Regions from separate parts of the Homo sapiens genome. Here region 1 is linked to region 2. A link is an interaction called in ENCODE POLR2A ChIA-PET data of the cell type or tissue named here. Cell type or tissue: A673. All regions are shown on one strand. Links, peaks and the distances in the headings refer to the core of each region. The heading gives the core; the rest is flanking DNA.

Region 1 (2,918 bases), core at 264-2,763, 320 kb before region 2:
TGGTGCTGTGTTGTGACTATTTACATGACTGACTCCCACTAGTCTGAAGGCTCCTATGTGTCCTCATCTTGTATCTCCAGCACCTAGCTCATTATCTGGCACAGAGATTAAAAAACTCATTGCAGGACGGGACCCACGTGATGGCGCAAAATGTCAGAGGGTTGCCAGAATACCCAGGCATCAAGATAAATGTCATTTCAGGCAATAGCTCTTTTTGTTTGTTTGTTTGTTTTTGACAGAGTCACTCTGTTTCCCAGTCTGGAGTGCAGTAGCACAGTCTCGGCTCACTGCAACCTCTGCCTCCTAGATTCAAGCGATTCTCCTGCCTCAGCCTCCCAAGTAGCTGAGATTATAGGTGATTCCCACCGCACCCAGCTAATTTTTGTATTCTTAATAGAGACGGGGTTTTACCATGTTGGCCAGGCTGGTCTCGAACTCTTGACCTCAGGTGATCCACCCACCTCGGCCTCCCAAAGTGCTGGGATTACATGCATGAGCCACCGCGCCCAGTTCCTCAGGCAATACTTTTTCAAAAAATCAAAATTTATGCTAAAAAATCCATGATGAACAAAATACCCAAATTTTAAATAAAGACAGGATCGGTTATGCTGATTTTTCCTTTTGCTTCAGAGTCCAATATGGCTCAGCATCACACTGTTATTTTTCCTGACTTTATTTAAACTTCGGATATTTGTTCATTACGGATGTTTCTGCATTAATTTTGATCTTTTAAAACACTGCATTAAATATCATTTATAGGCTGGGTGCAGTGGCTCACACTTGTAATCCCAGCACTTTGGGAGGCCAAGGCAGGCAGATCACCAGAGGTCAGGAGTGAAACCTCATCTCTACTAAAAATATAAAAATTAGTTGGGTGTGGTGGCATGCACCTGTAATCCCAGCTCCTTGAGAGGCTGAGGCAGGAGAAACGCTTGAACCCAGGAAGCGGAGGTTGCAGTGAGCCAAGATCACACCACTGCACTCCAGCCTGGGCGACAGAGCAAGATTCCATCTAAAAATAATGATAATAAATAAATAAATAAATAAATAAATAAATATCATTATCCTGATGCCTGAGGTTTTTGGCAACCCTCTTACATTTTGGTGCACAGAGAAAATGGATGAAAACTCTTTGCATCTGCACATCTTCCACTGTACTCTCTGACTCACGACACTGAGAAGTCTCCTGGGAGGAACAGGGAATCTCCAAATAACACACTTTGGCCACTTGCCTGTAGGAGGAGGGAACAATTAAAGCATGCTTCATTCTATGGCATGTGATCCCTTCCTGGAGTCAAGGAAGAACCATGGAATGTCACTTCAGATGGGGCCAGGTTCAAAACCCAGTTTCTGGCCGGGCACGGTGGCTCACGCCTGTAATCCTAGCACTTTAGGGGGCTGAGGCGGGTGGATCACTTGAGGTCAGGAGTTCAAGACCAGCTTGGCCAACATGGTGAAACCCCGTCTGTACTAAAAATAAAAAAAAGTAGCTGGGTGTGGTGGTGGGTGCCTGTAGTCCCAGCTACTTGGGAGGCTGAGGCAGGGGAATCATTTGAACCTGGGAGGCGGAGGTTGCAGTGAGCCAAGATCGTGCCACTGCACTCTAGTCTGGGTGACAAGAGCGAAACTCTGACTCAAACGAAACAAAACAAAACAAAACAAAAAACCCAGTTTCCCCAATTCAAAACTATAGGATCTTGGGCAAAATTCTTGTGTATATTTGAAAATCATCCCCCATCTCTTGGGTTATCATAAGGATTCAAAAATGGAAGCACATCAGGCACCTAGCAGCACACTTGGGACACAGTAGATGCTCAACAAATGTGAGCTCCTTTCTTCCCATCTCTAAAATAACCATCTATCAAGCAAACTACTTCTATAACTAACACTTTTTTCCCCATTGACTTTTTTTCTTTCCAAAGCTAGAGACATGTTTCTATAAAAAAAAGTTCAAATCTAGGAGAAAATAAACTTTTAATTAAGAAATCAGCAAGGCCGGGCGAGGTGGCTCACTCCTGTAATCCCAGCACTTTGGGAGGCCGAGGCAGGCAGATTGCAAGGTCAAGAGATCGAGACCATCATGGCCAACATGGTGAAACCCTGTCTCTACTAAAAATACAAAAATTTGCTGGGCATGGTGGTGGATGTCTGTAATCCCAGCTACCAGGGAGGCTAAGGCAGGCGAACTGCTTGAACCCGGGAGGCGGAGGTTGCAGTGAGCTGAGATTGCACCACTGCACTCCAGCCTGGTGACAGAGCGAGACTCCATCTGATTAAATAAATACATAAATAAATCAGCACAGCAAACCACCTCTAAATGATATATTTTTTTAAATAAAGTCTCATAAATATTAATTGCTGCAAACAGCTAGGGGGCCACACAGCTAAAAATGGTTTTGGAGAAAATCTGTATCAGAGCACACTGGACTTACTTAATAGTAACAGCTCCTGTGATCTCTGATGTTCTATGGGGGGTCAAAATACATGTTGACTTCTTGATCCCCTGGGACTCCAAATCCAAGCACCTGGGGAAACTACCAGGATTTTAGACATTCACCAGATGACATGAGCTAAATTAGAACCAGGCCAGCTGGGCACAGTGGCTCATGCCTGTAATCCAAACACCTTGGGAGGCTGAGACAGGAGGATGGCTTGATCTCAGGAGTTCAAGACCAGCCTGAGCAACATACTGGGACCCCATCTCTATAAAATATTTAAAAACTAGGCTGGGCACGGTGGTTCACACCTATAACCCCAGCACTTTGGGAGGCCCAGGTGGGCAGATCACTCAAGCTCAGGTGTTCGAGACCAGCCTGGGCAACATAGTGAAATCCTGTGTGTACAAAAAATACAAAACTTAGCTGGGCATAGTGGCATGTGCCTTTAGTCCCAGCTATTTGACAGACTGAGGCAGGAGG
Region 2 (2,918 bases), core at 280-2,779:
TTTGTACCATTTTTTTTTAACTGTGAAAAATGTTAAGTTCATCCTACACAGAAACTAAGATGATTAATGTCCGGTATTCAACAAGAGGACTCTGGTGTAGATGAGGGACATCAGCCCTTGCTTTTGGCAATCTCAAAACAAAACAAAAATGAATGAGGAAGGTCTAGATTTCCAAGATATGTTGTTAATAAAAAAAATTAAAAAGTGTAAGAGTATATATACCATGTTACCTTTTATAGAAGAAAAAGGTAGAAATAAAATGTATACGTATCTTCATATTTTTGTAAAAAAATAAATACAGGAAGGATAAACCAGAAACTGTGGTTCCCTAAGGAGGCTGGGTGGGAACAGACAGCAGGAATGGGGATAGCCGAGAATGACACCTCTGAGAATCTTTCTAAGTAAAATAAATAATGAAATCACACTGAAGGGGAAGAAAAGTTACCTGAGTAAGTGGAACATAGCTCTGACTACACAGCTGCATTCTAAAATAAAAATGAACTGGAAATGTATTGAACTCTAATTACTAGGTTTCTGTTTTGTAGTGGTATGGGTTACCAATTCTGAAATTCCCTTCTGTATATGGTAGAAATGGGGAAACAACAGATTGTGAATAATGGGAATCAAATTTGTTAGAAAAAGAAGTCATAAATATAGAAAGGAGAACAACTAGAACATGTGACTCCTGCTGTGCTGAACTGGAATCAGAAATATGAACCCATGGTTTTTCACAGACATTAGAAATACACAAAACATGCATGTGAGTGTGTATGTGTGCATTTAAATGTGGGTGCGTATATATGTATCCATATGCTGCATGTATCCTAGCTCTGTCTACTTTAAGGGCCTAGATGCAAATCTAATCCAGTACCAACGAGCACATCTAGGACTCAGATCTTCAAAGCATACGATGAAGCTGCAACAGCTTAATATGCCAGAAAATAAATGTTAAAAAATGATAACATCATCTCAAAAAAAGGACCCGGCACCTGCTTAAAGTGGCTCCCACTAGCCAAATCTGGGAAAATTTGGGTCTCGAAATAAAATAATGATATTAACATTGAATAAAATCAGAATCTATTAGTCTATACTAAATATAAGTAAATACATTACTTGAATAAACAAATGGAAGAGGTATCTTTTATAGTAGAATGCCAATAAATAAATGTACTGCGTTAGAAAATTGCCAACAAAGTAATAACTGATTCAAGCAAGAATCATCAATGAATGCTAAAATAAATTGGTGAAAGTTTAATGAGAAACTGGATATTTATGTCCCCAAGTACCTTCCTCCAAGTTACTTGTCAATTACAAAGTGAGAAATGTAACTTTACAGAAGAGACATCTGGAAGTCACCACCTTAACCAACTAATGAAAATTAACCTCACCAGTAAAGGGACAAACTGACATCGCATGCCTCCTGCTGTAACATACTGAGGATACATCAATTCTGTAATATTCCTGCCAAAAATGCAAAACATTGAGTCTAACCATGAGGAAACAAGTAACTGGTAACTGGCTTACACTCTTCAAAAGCATCAAGGCTGTCTGCTCTCTACCACGTGAGAAGACAGCCATCTGTAAACCAGGAAGCGGGCCCTCACTAGAAACCAGATCTGCTGGGAACTTGATTTTGGACTTCCCAGCCTCCAGAACTACTGGAAGACATATATTTCTGTTGTTTAAGGAAAAAAAAAAAGTGGCAAGACCATGAAAGACAAAGGCTGAGGACTGTTTCAGATTGAACTCTAGTTATTTAGGTTTATGTTTTGTAAAGGTATGAGTTAACAATTCTGAAATTCCCTTCTCTATGTTGTAAAAATGTGCAAATGATAAGATTGTGAAAAATGGGAATCAAGTTTAAGAGAGTTACACTAATACAGAAAGGAGAACAAGCAGAACGACACCTGTGGTGCTGAACTGGAATCAGAAATACAGTATGAACTCAGTAGAAATAGAGAATGAGCGAGCTTCTGAACCCTGGACTGGGGGATGCAGAAGGGAGACGTGTAAGAAAGAACATGATTAAGACAATTAGTGAAATTAAGTATAGATTGTGGATTAGTGTATTGTATATTTGTGGCAAATTTCCTAGTTTTGATACCTGTACTCTAATTATATATGAGAAAGTCAGTACTCTTAGGAAATGTTGACAAGCAGTTAGGGGTAAAAGGGCTTGATTTCTGCAACATACTTTCAAGTGTTTCAGAAAAATGTGTGCATAGAGAGCACAAATGAATGACAAAACACATGGGGTGCAAGTGTTTACAACTGGTACATCTGGGAGAAAGGGAAAAGGGAGTTCTTTAAAACCATCCTGTAACTCTCCTGAAAACTTGAAATTATATAAAAATAAAGGAGACCAAAAAAAGAGCACACAGACTCACCTTTCATCATTATTCAGTATACTCAGCACAGGATCCACAGACAGTATGCCATATAGCTCAAGAATGTCATTTACTTTGAAACAATCCCAATCTTCATAAACCTAACAAGAGACCACATGAAATCACACTGTTAGAACAGACACAAAGCTTAAGATATTAGTCTTGAAGTACCAATATCTTGGAATTTTAGATCAGGAAACAGACCTTAAAGCAAGTCCTTTATTTTATAAATTTTTATAAATTGAGACCAAGAGTCATTCTGCTAGTTAGCAAATAAGTGAAAAACCAAAACACAGGATGCCTAACTTCCAGACTAATGTCTGTTTTCAATATACCACAGTACTACAAAAAAAAAAGGCTTTTCCTAAAATTAAAAAAAGCCTTTTCCCAAAGGCTGACAGTTAAAACTAGAACTGTGCACTATCTCAAAACCTATTAAACCACACCAAGAAAAGGAAAAAACAAAAACAAGATGATTAACTTTGCATTTATTCATAAACTGCAACATCGGATTAACACAAAACTTGGAAT

The links. ChIA-PET counts read pairs that join two places held together with the same protein. Peaks named below come from ENCODE experiments on the same cell type or tissue, not always from the same donor. Only the 100,000 strongest peaks of a DNase experiment are listed, where the experiment ranks them.
Region 1: POLR2A ChIA-PET joins it to region 2 with 5 read pairs; 2 of 35 experiments call an interaction of 5 or more read pairs at or near these places.

The regions. Positions count from the first base shown.
Region 1 is chr10:119,527,819-119,530,736 of GRCh38, forward strand. All of the region lies in intron 1 of RGS10 (regulator of G protein signaling 10), which reads right to left. Among named protein-coding and RNA genes, the nearest start is that of RGS10, 13 kb to the right of the region's middle. In A673, for the core only: no CTCF peak of the experiment used is centred there; a DNase peak (open chromatin) is centred at 1,203.
Region 2 is chr10:119,845,226-119,848,143 of GRCh38, forward strand. It overlaps MCMBP (minichromosome maintenance complex binding protein), which reads right to left. Exons shown (of 16, transcript NM_001256378.2): 8 at 2,388-2,488. Among named protein-coding and RNA genes, the nearest start is that of MCMBP, 26 kb to the right of the region's middle. In A673, for the core only: no CTCF peak of the experiment used is centred there; no DNase peak of the experiment used is centred there.